Linked DNA regions of Homo sapiens: region 2 is linked to region 1. A link is a loop called in an ENCODE intact Hi-C map of the cell type or tissue named here. Cell type or tissue: endothelial cell of umbilical vein. All regions are shown on one strand. Each heading gives the region's core, and the rest is flanking DNA. Links, peaks and the distances in the headings are about the cores only. Region 1 overlaps MACC1-OT1 (MACC1 3' UTR overlapping transcript 1). Region 2 overlaps MACC1-OT1 (MACC1 3' UTR overlapping transcript 1).

Region 1 (8,346 bases), core at 313-8,312:
GCATACAACCCAGCAGTCATGCTTCTTGGTATTCATCCAAAGGAGTTGGAAACATATGTTCACAAAGTCCTGCACATGGATGTTTATAGCAGCTTTCTTCATAATTACCCAAATTTGGAAGCAACAAAGATGTCCTGCGGTAGGTAAATGGATAAATAAATGTAATACATACAGACAATGGAATGTTATTCACTAAAAAGAAATGAGCTATCAGGCTGGGCGTGCTGGCTCACACCTGTAATCTCAGCACTGTGGGAGGCTGAGGCAGGCGGATCACGAGCTCAGGAGATCGAGATCAGCCTGGCTAACACAGTGAAACCCCTCCAACCAAAAATACAAAAAATTAGCCGGGTGTGGTGGCATACACCTGTAGTCCCAACTACTCGGGAGGCTGAGGCAGGAGAATCACTTGAACCCAGGAGGTGGAGGTTGCAGTGCGCGGAGATTGCGCCACTGCACTCCAGCCTGGACGATAGAGCAAAACTCTGTCTCAAAAAAAAAAAGAAAAAAAAAAAAAGGAAAGAAAAGAAAAGAAATTAGCTCTCAAGCCATGAAAAGACAAAGAGGTAGCTTAAATGCACATTACTTAGTAAAAGAAGCCAATCTGAAAAGGCTATATACCATACGATTTCAAAATATGGCATTCTGGAAAAAACAAAACTATGGATATAGTAAAAAGTGGTTTCCAAGAGTTAAGGAGGCAGGAGGGAAGAAGAGTTGAAGCACAGAAAATTTTTAGGGAAGTGAAACTATTTTGTATGATGCTACAATAGTGGCTACATGTCATTATTCATTTGTCAAAATCCATAGAATGCATACTACCCAAAGTGAACCCTGAAATAAACTATGGATGTTAATGGATAATGATGTGTCAATGTAGTTTCATCAGTTGTAAAAAGTATACCACTCTGGTGTGGTATGGGAGGTTCAACATAAATCCATTTAAGTGGAAATAGTGAGCAGGTGAAGGAGAATGACTGTAACAGGACCATTATTATTTTTTAAAAAATTCCGTGGAGTCTCGGTGACAAAATAAGAAATTAAGCAGAGCTCCTCAAACTCCATTATACTTCTCTTTCCCCTTAAACACTACCTATTTCTGACAAGAGTCATGGATATAGGTTTCTTTTGTTTGTAAAAATTTTAATGTACTCCTTCAGTTATATTAAAGAATAGTTCAAAGGAGGATTTTAAAATTTCTTCTTGCGGAGGAAGTTGTGTAGACAGCTCAACAAGAATCTGAGTAAAAACTATTTGAAAAAGTTTTCTAAAATAAAAATAATGAAATGTTTTTGTCATCTTTGCTACAAGAACTGAAACTCATGAGAATAGAAAAATTAGAAAAGGGCCATAATATGTTTTGACAATAACAGAGAGCCGTCTAATAGCTCTCAAAATTAAATACACTAGAAAGAATTATAAAATTTAGGCCTTTGTTTTAATTTAAAAATGCAACTCCAGCGAATCAATACAAATATTATTTTTTCTTAATATAATGTATTTATAGACTCCTTTGCTTTTTGTGGTCACGGAGAAAGTATAACAAATGGAAAATTTGGTTGCTTAGTACAATTTCAAGATCAATCTCTCTCCAAGGTCAAATGGAAGACTCTAAAACTCCCAGAAGGGATTCTCTGAGACTCTTCCAGACAACATGCCTGATGAATGAGGTTGGATTCAGTGGAGATTCAACAGAACTTTCAAAAGGGAAATGGAGAGTAAGGATTTCATTAATCATTCAACTAGACTCTGAAATGAGGCCAAAGAAGCTCTAAGACTAGTCAGGACTCAGCTTTAGATTTTGGAAAGCTTTAAGAACGTTGCCATAAAATATCAAATATTTTAAGTAAATAATGCCTTGCTGCCACCAACACTACCACTATCACAAATTTGGAATAATTAGCTATTAGTTTATGGCAATTCTGGGGTGAATAGAGAAAGGCATCTAATAATCTATACAATATTCTATATCTTCCCATGCTCTTTTCAAAGCCTTAATAACATTCATTTATTCATTCAGTATTTATAGAGTGATAGCTTTGTAATGTGGAAAATATTAGAAATAGTTAGACCTTATCTTTTTTCTTAAAAATTCCCAACTAATCAAAGTAGACAAATAACAAAAATGACTACCATAAAATGATTAAAATAATAAATAATTATAAACAGAGAGACAGGATTGATTAAATCTTTTGGAGAAAAATAACCTATGTGTATATGGGAAGAAGATCCCAAATAAGATGGGATAGAATGTTAGCAAGTATAGAATTTGGAGGTTTAGGGTAACAAAAAAAATAATATATTTTGTTGAATATTGGAGTTAAGGAAAGAGATGAACTGTATTTTAAAAAGGGATATATTTTAGTGCTAAGGAGCAATTTTGAGAATCTCATATCAAATGACTAAAATAAAATAAAATATAAAGCTGTCTACTGATTGTAATAGAAAAAGGAAATTAGATTTATGTTTAGAGGGACATAGGCATGATTTTAAGCCATATACAATGGAATCTACAGACCATAGAAACATGGACCAAAAAAAAAAAAAAAAAAATCTGTGTGTGAACAAAAAGATTACTGAGTAGGATGAAAGATACCACATGAAACCAAGGAATTAGAACAGATACAATAAATGTTAGATTTTTACCAGTGCTGAGGATCAGAAGCCTCACCACGCTAAGTGTTTGCTAAAATATGAATGAATTAGGAGCAGTAATGAGCACATTACCAAATTGACTGACTATAGAACTCATCCTGGGAGAGAAGGGGTTGAATGAGAGAGAAGAGGAAGCAAGACCAGGGTGAGGTCAAGTAACTTAGAGATCATAATCAAGACAGAGATAGCTGTAGTTGGTCAAAAGGATGGGGAGAAATGAGAATCCAGGTGTTTATATGCAGAGAAATGCATTGCAGAGCTAAGAGGTTAGTTTCAAGTATAGCTTTTTCATTCAATAGTTCAGACATTGAGGATGATTATCTGTGCAGCCAAGATAATCAAATATGTTGATGATTAAATCACTGAAGGTAACAAAGACTGGGGCTGAAAGAATAAAAAAGGGTATAGCACTGATTCACTGAAGATTGTGAAGTGCTTTAATGGGAGTCAGTAGCCATTTGTAACCATCAATCTAAGGCAGAAAATTTATTCATTTATTTTACAAATACTTATTGCTTACTCTGTTCCTGGCAGACTTTCTCTAGTAAACAACATATAAGAAGTCCTGGCTCTCAAAGAACATACATTCTAATTGGAGAGACAAAATAAATAGTTAAGCAAACACAATAATACATCAAGTGGTGATAAGAACTAAGGAGAAAAAAACAGGGTTGTAATATTGTAATATTACATGAGCTTAGGGAAAGACTAAAATAGGTGATAACATTTGACATGGGAGCCGAGACCTGACAGAAGAAAGAAGAAAGAAAGACATGTTGATATCTGTATGAGGAGTGTTTCAAACAATGAAGAAAGCAAGTCATAAATCCTGGAGGCAAAGACATGATTGGAATGTATGAGGGACAATAAGGAGGCACATGTGACTCAGAAAGGCAAATATGCACAGAGTCTAGAATGTGGGGGCAAAGTTCGAGATTAAAGTAAGGAGAAAACAGGAGGAAGAAGATATTGAGCTTTTTAAGCCAAGATAACAGCTTTGGATTTGAGTGGAATAGAAACTTGGCAGTCTAAATAGTAGACTGCAGGACGAGAAAGAGTGAAACTAGAAAGAATAGTTAGGAAAGTAACTTAATAATCCATTGGACAATTTTGCTGCCCTGGGCTAGGGTGGAGTGAAAAGCCTGATGAAGGCTGGAAGCTAGATAAAGATTACAGAGGAATTGGATGTCGGGGGGGGGGGGGGGTGGTGTTGGGGGGAGACAGAGGGAAAGTAGAAAGCATCAATGTTGACCCTAAGGTTTTTGACCCAAATAACTGGAAGAATACAATTGCAACTGAGTTGACAAATACTGGGGAATGGACAAGTTTGAGGGTAGAAGAAAATCAATAATTCATTTTTGGTCATTTGAAGTTTGAGATATGACCAGGATGGCCTTAAAATTCCCCTCAAGTTGACTAAATTTTGGACACGTTTCTTCCTGACTATAGGCTCATAGCGTTTCTTTTTAAAGAGCACTAATTTTAGATAACTTGCAAGAGAAAACTGTTTCTGCCCTCTTGAGATCCAAATCTTCCACATCCCAGAAATATTCCTCCCAAGCTGCTAGAAGCAATCCCTTTGACATGTAATCACTAAGAAAAATGGCACTTCTAGGTTTATCCATGTTATTCCAAATGTCAGAATTTTGTTTATTATTATGGCTGAGTAGTATTACATTGTTTACATACATACCACATTTTTTAATAATCCATTCATTCATTGATTGACATTTAGGTTGATTCCCTATCTTGGCTATTTTGAATAGCGCTGCAGTAAACATGGGAGCACAGACATCTCTTTGACATACTGATTTTATTTCCTTTCGATGTAAACCCAGTAGTTGGATTATTGTATCATATGGTAGTTCTATTTTTAGTATTTTGAGGAACTTACACACTGTTGTTCATAACGGCTATACTAATTTACATTCCCATTAACAGTGTATATAAAAGTTCTCTTTCCCCATATCCTCACTAGCATTTGTTGTCTTTTTATATTATGTGAAATAAAGCAAGTACAAAAGGACAAATACCACATTATCTCACTTATATGTGGAATATAAAGAAGTTGATCACACAGAAGTAGAGAGTAGAATAGTGGTCACCAGAGGTGGGGGAGATGGGGAGAGGTTGGTCAATGGGTACAAAATTCCAGTTAGATAGGAGAAATAATTTCTGGTGTCCTATTGCAAAGTAAGGGACTACAGTAAAGAATAATGTATTATATACTTCAAAATAGCTAGAAAAAAGGATTTTGAATTTTCTCACCACAAAGATATGACAAGTGTTAGAGGTGATGGATATGCTAATTACCTTGATTTGATGATTACACAATGTATACATGTATTGAAACATTACAGTTTCTTAAATGTACCATAAGTATGTATATGACTATAGGCATATATGTATACACATACACATACACATATATATGTATATACAAACACACACACGCAATTATTACATGTCAGTTGAAACCAAAATAAAACTTTAAAAGAAGAAAGCAAGCAAGCACCTGTATTTCTTAGTCTCTGTGGGAGGGGAGGAGTCTAACTTCAATAAGCACCAATTGCAAAAAATGATGTACTAATCACCTGGATCAACCTTTCCCCTGATGTCAGTTTTCCACTGTTCTTCCATTAGCTCACTTCTGTGATTGAAACTCTCTCACCTTTTGTTTTATCAGAGTTGAGTTCAATCTTTTTCCTTTATTGCAATAGTCTTGAATAAAGTCTTCATTTCCCATTTAACTTATCTGGTGCAATTTTTCATTTACAGATGCATATTGGATATCTAAATAGAGATATCAAGAAATGAAGATATGCATTTCCAGTTCCAGAGAGAAATTCACACTGGAAATATAAATTTAGGAATTTTAAAGTTAGTGGTCACATTTAAAGCTGCAGAATACAAAGAGATCACCTGTGTGAGAGAACTGAGTCCTGAAACATACCCGTGTTTAAAGATCTGGGAGGTGCAGAGGAATTATCAAAGGAGGCTGAGAAGGAGCAGCCAGTGAGGTGTGTAGAAAAACAAGGTTGGTATTATGAAGGTGAAGTAAAGAAGTTGTTTCAAGTAATAACGTGTGAATAACGTGTGTGTAAATGACACTATTTGGTTAAATTGGAAGTCTAATAAATGACCACTAGACAATATAATACAGAGGATTTTTGTGCCCTTGCGAAGAGCAGCCCCCATGGCACAGCAAGAACACAAGCCTGAACAGAGTGGGTCCAAGAGGGAATGGGAAGAGGAGAAAGAAAAACTGTGACTGCAAAAACTCTTCTCTGTAGAGGAGAAAAGTGGGACAGAGACTATGTGAAGGGATATAGAATCAAGGGAAGATTTCTTCAAGATAGTTTGTGTTTATATACTAATAGAAACAGACCACTAGTGAAAAAAATGATGATGCAAGAGACAAAGTAAGCCATAGCAAGAGCATTGGCCTTGAGTACACTGAAGTGGATGGATTTAGTACTTAAATAGGTGGGTTTGCCTTGATATTCAGGTAAGGTATATGGATAATGATGTTGCTCTATACAGTGGTGGAAGCATGCAAGAATCTTCCTCTAGTTACTTCTACTTCCTCAATCAAAGGCAATGGAAACATAAAATAAAATAATTTCCCATGGGACTGGATAAGTGAAAATGAAGAGGGATGACGGAGCCACACTAAGGCCCCCTTAATGAGTGTGGTTATGAAATTAATGTGATCACAGCAAACATGTTATGCCTTTTGCCACCATTTGTGATTAGCTGCTATATTTCAGGAGCAAGATAGGAAAAGAGTTAGTTCTAAACAGGATTAAGGTTGGCCATGTGGCAATGATAGAAGGAATATTTTAATATTAGGCCATAGAAGCTAAGGAAAGTAAGGAAGAGAGTGAGGGCTTCAGTGAGACTCATGGTGATAAATTGCTAGCAGAAACGACTGACTAGAAGTGGTGTGGTTTTTGTTGTTATTTCTGTTGTTGTTGTTCTGTTTTTTTTTTATTTTTACAAACAGGAAAAGAGTTTTAGGAATCAGAGTACTCAAAAGAGGATAGAAGAATAGTATGTCATAGAGAACAGATGTGTTTGATGGGGTGATAAAAACTGGAAATTTTGGATTGGATAAAATTGTTACTAATGAAGTTTAGCCATGACCATGGTTGAGGTGGAACAGAGGTAAGATCACCAAAGATGGGGGCAAGAAATGGAGAGGACATGTATTGAAAGAAACACATATGTGGATATTGATGTCACTGAAAAATATGAGATACGTATTTATGGAAAAGAAACAGTTGGGAACTAAAATCTCTAAGGAATTGTCAGGCGCAATCAAAGGCTTGTGGATGACTGAGTAAAGGAGAGTTACTGGGCAATAAACATATTGGGTAGCGTGACCTTCAAAGGAACTGAGAGTTTTAGGGAAAAGGGATAGATCATCCCATGTCAAAAGCAGGGCACTCATCCTATCTCCTGACACAGAGGTACAAGACATATTAAAGAGATATGGCGGACATTTCTTCTGAGGAGTAATAGATGGCTTTGAGCAGAGAGTTGTGTTATAGCTTAAAACACGGAGTTGTTTAATGCTCTGTGAAATGTTAAAATTTAATATGGCACTTTGAAAGTTAGTAAATACAGGAAATATCCAAGGAACTGGTTTTAAAATGCAAATGCTTCTTAGGTGATCCAGGTGAACACTATAAGTGATGTTGTGTTGATCATATGTAACACTGCTTTAGTGTGATAAGAATGACACTTCACTTCAGTGGTCTTTCTCCCAAAAATCCATAGCCCCACTCTAATCATGAGAAAAACATCAAACAAACCTTGACTGAGGGATATTTTATGAAATATCTGACCAGTGCTTCTCAAAACTGTCAAGGTCATGAAAAACAACAACGAGGTCCAATAAATTGTCATAGTAGAGAGATGCTAAAGAAAGCATAATGACTAAGTGCATGGTATTCTGGGTGGGGTCCTAAGAGAAAAAGGACAATGAGAAAAAAATAACTAAATAATTTAGAATAAAGTACAGAGTTTGCTTAATAACAGTGTATCAATACTGGTTCATTAGTTATGACAAATGTGCAATAGTAATGTAAAAGTTGACACTGGGGGAGACTGGGTCCAGTGTATATAGGAACTCTGTATTATCTTTGGAACTTTTCTGTAAATCTAAAGTTATTCTTCAAAATAGTCTGTTGCCATAAATGCAGATGCTTAGGTAATAGGACACAAGAACCAGCATTTTTAAAAACTGAGATATAGTTTAAATACAACGAAAGATTAAGATCTTATTTATTTGATCAGTTTTTGTGAATATATATTAAGACATAAAGTATCTTCATCACCCAAGAAAACTTCCTCATGCTCCTTTCCACTCAGTATCCCCCTTCCAGGAGTGACTGCTGATCTGATTTCTATCACCAAATTTAGTTTAGTGCATATTATTTATTAATTTTTTTCAGACAGAGTCTCACTCTGTTGCCCAGGCTGGAATGCAGTGGCCCAATCTCAGCTCACTGCAACCTCCACCTCCCAGGTTCAAGCAATTCTCCTGCCTCAGCCTCCCAAGTAGCTAAGATTACAGGCGCATGCCACCACGTCTGGCTGTTTTTGTATTTTTAGTAGAGATGGGATTTTGCCATGTTGGCCAGGCTGGTCTTGAACTCCTGGCCTCAGGTGATCCACCCACCTCGG
Region 2 (8,346 bases), core at 23-8,022, 51 kb after region 1:
TCTTTTTAAATGTGCTCAAAGCAGAAGTCCAATTTTCCAGCATTGGAAAGATGCTGTTGGCAGAAAGCTACCTTGCAAATGAGTATTAGGCAAAAAAAAAAAAAAAAAAAAAAAAAAAAGCCGGACACAATTGCTTTCAGTAGAGGCAGTCAGTAAAGCCATAGATTCCCACTTAATTATACTTTGCTTGCTTTCTCTACAGCCAGTGCTCACTTGAATCTCTGGATGTACATGCTTTTAGTGAGCAAATGAAAAAGGAAATACAGAAGTGAATATTTATTTAGCATCCCCTCTACAAAAGTAGTTCGTTTTTGCAATTTGACACAATATAATTTTAAAAATATAACCCTTCCAAATAAAGGGGCCAACAAGTATATCTCAAATAACTCCACTCTATATTTTAATAAAAATACATAAATTTTTTATAAAACAGTATTCTTTAGCATGTAAAATAAAGAGAAAGCCATATCTAGATAGCTTATTTTCATACAGAGTGAACACAGAGCAGACAAATGGTATGTGGTTCTCTTTAACCCTTTCACTCCATCCAACCTATTACAGCCTGATCTACCTCCTAAGGAAACAAATCAGAGGGTATCCAAGAGTGGTAGAATTTATGTCAGACATTCTAGGTTTCTCGCTTTAAATCAAGGTGACTTACCATTCACCAGATAACTACTCTAAATATTATAGATCAGGGTTCTCAATCTCAGTACTATTGACAATTTGGGCTAGATAATTCTTTCTTGTAGCAGGGCTGTCCTACACATTGTAGAAGGTTTAGCAGCATTCTTGGCTTCTAACTGATAGATGCCAACAGTACTCCCCACCCCACCAAGTTTTGATAACCAGAAAAATCTCCAGATATTGCCAAGGGTCTGCTGGCGGTAAAAATCACCCCAGGTTGAAAGCCAAGGAAACAGAAGACAGTGTAGTGTATCACACTCTACTTTCTTCCTTTATTTACCTTGATTTTGACCTTTTAAGTTTCCACTCTTCTCAACATCATGCAATTCACTTGGACCCAAAAAACATCTTTAATTGGTTTCGTTTGGCATTCTCTTCTACTCAATTTTAAGCTTGCCTGCTGATGTCTCTACCCCAGTGTGAACACCTTTCCCTGAATATTTAGCCAGTGCCTTAGATTGTGGGGCCTATCCTCAGGGTCGACTTTCTTTCAATTTACTTACTTTCAAAGTGGAAATTCTCATTCCTACCCCAACTGCTTCAAAGGTTTGCAAAGTTTAAATAAGATAACAAATGTTAAAGTGCTTTGAAAAGGTAAAAACCTTTTTCTGCAAATATATTTAATAAATGACCGTAACAGTAGGAATGTTTCTTACTCCATGGAAGCCTGTAGCAAGTTACAGACAGGTAAAGGCTGGTAACTCTCAAACATAACTACCCCATTAGTATACATTTTATAGTGAACATGGCAGCAAAGTTCAACTCAACTCAAAGTTCAACCCAAGTACCAAAGTCAAATGAGGCTTATGCACTACCTTGGGGAAAAATATTTTGGGTCGCTGGATAGCTACCCAAAGAAGTGTTGTAGCGCTGGATTTTAAAGGTCTGCAAACCCTCTCTCCTGTCCTGTTGACTCCCTCGGCCCCTTACCATTTCCTCTTCTGGTCTTAGGATAGAAAATGAGGGATACTCAGTAGAAGCACCAGGGGGCGGAACCCAGCATGTGATTACGCCTCGGCTTTCTAGCCAGGCACAGTAATTTCCCTCTTGAGGGAGTAACCACTTCTCTACCCATAACCTTTAAATCAGCTGCACCATACCCCTGTGCACTGTGTGTGAACTTCTGTGTGCATGTATGTGTGTACACACTAAGAATCGAGATTCTTTTAGGAATTTGGGGATTGCAGGAACCAGAGGATCAGGCATTCCTAGAACCCATTTATGATTTTGTAAAGAAAGAGGAGAAGACGATTTCCCTTTAAAGGTCTATTTCACTGTGAATGGTGGTTAAGAAGTGCCACCTAGAACCTCGGCACATGTGAAGTAGGACCAGACTTCTCTAGTCAAGAAACTGAACAGGCACTGCTAGCAAGGCAGGAAACGTGAACTTGACAAACCACGTCTGAGCTTGCCAAGAGGCTTAGCCTTTATTTCAGGGTCAGAATCTTGTCTTCTTTTATCCAACTTGGAAACGAAGAAAATATTTGCGTAGTATTCAGATGTATCATCCTTAAGAATGTGAATATTTAAGATAATGGATCAAGTAGAAATAGGTCAAAAGATATAGCACAGAGTTAAAAATAGCCACCACAGAAAATGTGTTTGCATTTGGCGTGGTGCCTTTTCACACTCATGTAATTGGCCATTTGGCTCGCTGTGTAAAGCAGCCAGCTTCCCTCAGCTCTGGGATATGGGGGTTAGGGTACTCTGTTACTTTCCCCAAACCACATAAATAGAAGACCAAATTAGTTATTTCTACAGTTAAAGCTAAAATTCCCTTCCTTTCATGTCAATGATGAGACTTTCTAATGTGAAAAAATTACCATTACTATCAGCAAAGGAACTATTCTCTCTTGAGGCTTGTTGTTTTGTTTTGTTTTAATTTGCGTATTCCCTCCTCCCTCCCAGTCTCTAGACCCCCTTCGTGGATGGTATCAGATGATTTCAGTCCAACCTTCCATTGCATTCTCTGACTGAGCCAACACAGCTGGATTCTCAGCCAACTATGAAGTTTAAATTGGTAACTCCAAATCTGTTCTATAAATTTCAGCAACAGCTGATTTGGCCAGAATTTCAGTGTTATCTCCATGCCTGAATTTCAACAAGAATAAAAGAAAAATAAGCGGGCTCTGATGATTTACTTAAGAGAATGTACAAAGAACCATCACACTCAAGATTTTTTCTTTTGAAAGATTATTCCTATAAATATTTTTGCCCCTCTAGTATTGTTTCACAATTTATTATGGCTATAGAGCCAGAAATTTTGCGAATGGCTTAGGAAACTAAGTAACTTTGTAACTAGACAAGTACATAAAGTGAACATACTGTTCTAAAAGAATAATTATATATTGGAGGGTTTGAGCTCAAGGAATAAAGGATTTTATTTTGTTTGTAACAGAGCCAAAATCAGCATATGCTCGAGTAATCTGCAGGAAAGACAGCAGGGTTATGGAAAAATTATATATCTATGATAACTAGTGAACAGAGCTTATTAAGAACTAGGAATCTGAGGGCTTTATGAAAAGCAATTCAGAGGGAATTCTGGCATGTGTCCAAACGGATATGACTTTTCTAAGGAGGGCTATGGGATGTCAGTTGTTTTAAATTACTATGCTTTCTCTCTAGACTCCGCTTTCTGTCTCTCTGAAGATAACGTTAAGCTGCAGCTCCGTATCTGTGAAAACCCATTTCACAGCATCTGCATCCCTGGATTGCTAAATACCCTTGTCTAGTTACCCAAATATTAATGGATCCCATGGAATAAGGTGGCATGATTTAGGCACAAGCAATTACCAAAGGATTTTGAAAAGCAGTAACTCCAAATTATCTTGTAAAGTTGAGAATAATCTGAGAAGAGCTATTGTAAGACTGGGAATCAAGTAACAAAATAAAGATATGAACCGTCCATTGGTCTATTTATTTACTTGTTTTAAAACAGGGAATACTTTTAAAATTTAGTTATGAATATAGTTTATATTTTTAAGGGACACAGATGATGTATAAATGTGATAATTCTGTACCTCACAGTCAAAACAGATATTTTGTAAACAAGGATTCTGGGTTACCAGACCTCCTGAAAATGAATGACTTTTGTTGTTATATCCACTTTTCTATCATTTCTCCTTTTCTGGTAACACAAACCTAAAATTACCTGTTCATTCTTCATTACCCCCAAAATACTTTTGATCTACTTTCCCATCATAGTTAACCTGGTTATCCAACATGTAATGAAATTAACATTTTAGACAAATAATAAACAAAAAAATGAGAACAGATTAAAGAAATATAAAATGTAAAGTTACCCAGAGACTTACAGGATGCTAAACTTTTAAATAGAATATGATGTGGCTAATTTTTCAAAGAGAAGAGACTGACAAGTTTGTATAGATATTGCATCTTTTTGAGTGTTGAGTCATAAACTAATTGTATAAGTCATTCTTCTCAGGATAATCCATAAAACTGTTAGCAATTTTGAAGTGACTGCCTTGTCAGAGATGCTGTTTTAATATTGATTATATCATACTGGCTTAGAATATGATTTAAAGACTTCACATTTAAGACACTGCTTAGCCTGGAGGATTAAGAGCAAGGAGACTGAAGAGAACCCACTGAGAAAATGAGATGTCCAAGGGACGAGGTATGAATTGGAATCAAGTCATCAACTAGGAATAATAATATGGACACTGATAACAATAATAATAATAATAACTAATATTACTGACTGCTTTATATATGGTAGGGATTGTTATTTAATTCTCACTACTGTCTCTATGAATTAGGAACTTTTACCATCCAATTTTACAGATAAAGGAACTAAGTGGTTTTGGACTTGTGGGGCTTACATTTTCTATAGGGATCCAAATTGAGTTGCCCGATAGGCATTTGGACATATGAATCAGAACCTCAGGTGGAATATCTGGTCTGGAGTTATAGATCTGGGAGCGAGCTGTTAGACTATAATTGATAATTCAAGTCACAGAAGTACATGAGATAAAGTTTTACGCCACTGGATGGGAAATTACCTTTGGATTTTTGGTCATTAATGATCACAGTAAAAACTAATTTGGGGCAGGGCGTGGTGGCTCATGCCCGTAATCCCAGCACTTTAGGAGGCCAAGGCAGGCAGATCACCTGAGATTGGGAGTTTGAGAACAGCCTGCCCAACATTGTGAAATGCCATCTCTACTAAAAATACAAAAATTAGCCAGGCATGGTGGCACACGCCTGTAATCCCAGCTACTCAGGAGGCTGAGGCAGGAGAATCGCATGAACCCAGGAGGCGAAGGATGCAGTGAGCTGAGATCGTGCCTCTGCACTCCAGCCTGGGTGACAGAGCAAGACTCCTTCTCAAAAAAAAAAAAAAAAAAGACTAATTTGGAACCATGGAAGGGACCAAAGCTATGTGGTGCTGGACTAAAGAATGAAGTGTACTCTTCTAAGATGTTTACCTATTAATAAAAAAGAGAAACAGATTAATCATAGTTTCATTTTAACAAACTATCTGGCCATGGAGAAAGTTGTTAAATAGGCACATTGACTGATAGTATGACTGGAAGTGCCAACATCTCAGCTTTTATCTAACAAATAGGCCTTTGTTACCTTTTGAAAGTAGTAGAAATACAGTATTAAAACTGCAGCTGTTTCTTCCATCTTCTTCAGTCTTGGCTTAGGAAAAGAATACCATGCAGAACCCGTGATGAAATAAATTATTAACAGACCCTACAATCTTTTTACCTAGACCTTAGAAAAATAATTATGAATCCCCCAATTACATGTTAACAATGAGCAATGATTGATATGAATTTGAGGATCTATGTTTATTAGATGAAGATCATCACTAAAAAATCCAATTTATTCATAAATAAATGAATAAATTACCCTTTTATTTATTTGTCTTTGTTGAGACTTACAACAGTCTCATGTTCACTCATTTTAAGATTCAAATAACTAAGCAATATTGCACTTATATTAGAAAACAATCATCCTTCTGGATTTTCTGTCTAATAACAGACAATAAAAATGTGCAAAATAATTAGCAATTTAAAATATAAGTGAGAAATTTTGTACATCTTACAGAATGATTGGATAAATTTAAAATTATATTTTAGTAATCACTGGTAATGTCATTGCAAAGATATGAACTTGCATGAAATTGTTCTGGCCCTTATTCTGTAATGGGCATTGCCATCTGTTCAGCATAATCAGTTCTTTCATACTTCCCTGATAAATGAAAACAATACAAATTTCTATTGAAACAATATATCAGGGAAAGAATATGTTCTACTGAATGAGGAAACTAAAAAAAGAAAGTCATATTCAGCAACCTGGGATGATTTCTTTCAATTTTAAAAGTTCTGAGACCAATAACTTTCCTTAAGAGGAAAGCTTTATAAAATTGGTTGAAAATTCAACAAAAAATAGCTCCTGTTATCAAGTCCATAAGTATCTTATGTCCATTTAAAAACTGAAGGAATAGCTTTTTCCATAATCCTTTGACATTTTTATGCGCACTGCTTCCATGATCAAGCCATTTGGCAGTAATAAAACAGAAAGCTGGCTCAACCATTATCCTCCACATTAAAAAAAAAAACTGTTTTGTTCTTTTCTACTAATGCCAACTCATTTGATGATCTGCACACACATTAATTAGAGCTGTTAGGTATGTGCAGAATGTAATGTGTCAACCAGGTCAAGGCTGATTCTAGATGTGACTCACAGGCCAGAAATGAATGGCAATTTTTACTTTTCCTTAAGTGTGAATCCACACTTTCAATCAGTTTTTATCACCATGCATAATTCCACCTTTCATCTTCATTTTTATTACCAATAAAAATATCAGACCCTAACTTTCTATATGAATTTTTTTTCTGCTGCCTAAAGTCCCCATTTTCCTTCTTAAACTGTCAATGGCATTTAGTTTTTAACTTTTAAAATTACTCTTCAAAGGTTTTTATTGATTTGACACTTCTTCTCAATTTATTGGGCTTCTTCTCAATTCAGAAGTAGACAAAAAAGGAGACAAAAAGCAACTCACTGCTGTAAAGGGTGATAATAAAAGGGAAAGTGCAGAATGCTGCTAAATGATTGATAAGGAAATTCCAAGGTAAGTCTCCTGGGAACAGGAAAGTCCTCCTTGAAAATGCAGGCTTTAGTTAGAATCTTAAAGGAAAGGAGTCAGCTAGGAAGAGTCAGGCAAGGGGATAGAGAGAGTGTTCCAGGTAGAAACAGAATGCACAAAACATGCAAGATGAGCTTTTTTAATTTTTATTTTTTAAAGGCATATATGTCTCTGTTTTCAGCTAAATTGAGATCCCTGTGGACAAGAAGACAAGGCATAGATTTTTTCTTCTGTCTCTCGTATCTTTTAAAACACCTCCACTTAGTAACTTAATACAGGAATATCTCATTTTATACTGTTTAACTTAATTGTGTTTCACAGATACTGCAGTTTTTAACCAATTGAAGGTTTGTGGAAACTCTGTATCAAGCAAGTCTATTGGGGCCATTTTTTTTGTAACAGGATGTGCTCACTTCATGTCTCTGTGTCAGATTTTGATAATTCTCATATTATTTACAATATTTTTATTATTATTATACCTATTATGGTGATCTGTGATCAGTGACCTTTGATGTTACTTTTGTAATTGTTTGAGTGCACCATGACAATGAACTAAATCAATGAATGTGTGTTTTCCGAGTGCTCTACCAAATGGCCACTCCCCCATTTCTCTCCTGCTCCTCAGGCCTTTCTATGTCCTCAGACACAAGAATATTGAAATTAGGCCAATTAATAGCTCTGCCATGGTCCTTAATTGTTCAAGTGAAAGAAATGGTTAGATGTCTCTTACTTTTAATCACAAGCTATAAATGATTAAGCTTAGTGAGGAAAGAACATTGAAAGTTGAGACAGGTCAAAAACTTAGCCTCTTGCACCAGTTAGCCAAGTTGTGAATGCAAAGAAAAAATTATTTAAGAGAATTAGAAGTACTACTCCAGTAAATACATGCAAATAATAAGAAAGCAAAACAAACCTATTGCTGTTATGGAGAAAGTTTTAGTGGTATAGATAGAAGATCAAACCAGCCACAACATTCCCTTAAGCCAAAGTCTAATCCAGAACAAGGCCCTAACTCTTCAATTCTGTGAAGGCTGAGAGAGAAGAGGGAGCTGAGAGGAAAAGATTGATGCTACACAGGTTGATTTATGGGGATTAAAGAAGGAAGCCATCTCTAGAACATAAATGTGGAAGGTGCAGCAAGTGCTGATGGAGAAACTGAAGCAAGTTATCCAAAAGATCTAGCTAAGATAATTGATGAAGGTGGCTACACTAAACAACAGATTTTCAATGTAGATGAAACAGCCTTCTATTGGAAGACGATGCCATCTAGGACTTTCATAGCTAAAGAGAAGTAAATGCCTGGCATTTACTGGATAGGCTGACTCTCTTGTTAAGGGCTAATGCAGCTGGTGAATTTAAGTTGAAACCAATGTTAATTTGCCATTTCAAAAATCCCAGGGCTCTTAAGAATTATGCTAAACCTATTTTGCCTGTAATCTATAAACAAAACTACAAAGTCCTGATGACAGTACATCTGTTTACAGAATGGTTTCCTGAATCTTTTTAAGACCATATTGAGACTTACTGCTTAGAAAAAATAT

The links. Hi-C counts contacts between places; a loop is a spot of excess contacts. Peaks named below come from ENCODE experiments on the same cell type or tissue, not always from the same donor. Only the 100,000 strongest peaks of a DNase experiment are listed, where the experiment ranks them.
Region 2: it touches region 1 in a loop (2.1-fold over the local background); 3 of 110 quality-filtered maps call a loop at or near these places.

Annotation. Positions count from the first base shown.
Region 1 is chr7:19,965,483-19,973,828 of GRCh38, reverse strand. It overlaps MACC1-OT1 (MACC1 3' UTR overlapping transcript 1), which reads left to right. Exons shown (of 6, transcript NR_110114.1): 4 at 5,434-5,692. Among named protein-coding and RNA genes, the nearest start is that of MACC1-OT1, 170 kb to the left of the region's middle. In endothelial cell of umbilical vein, for the core only: no CTCF peak of the experiment used is centred there; a DNase peak (open chromatin) is centred at 3,518; H3K27ac peaks cover 1,138 bases.
Region 2 is chr7:19,914,227-19,922,572 of GRCh38, reverse strand. MACC1-OT1 (MACC1 3' UTR overlapping transcript 1) reads left to right here. Exons shown (of 6, transcript NR_110114.1): 6 at 3,313-3,592. Among named protein-coding and RNA genes, the nearest start is that of TMEM196, 140 kb to the right of the region's middle. In endothelial cell of umbilical vein, for the core only: no CTCF peak of the experiment used is centred there; DNase peaks (open chromatin) are centred at 2,212, 3,212 and 6,342; H3K27ac peaks cover 3,184 bases.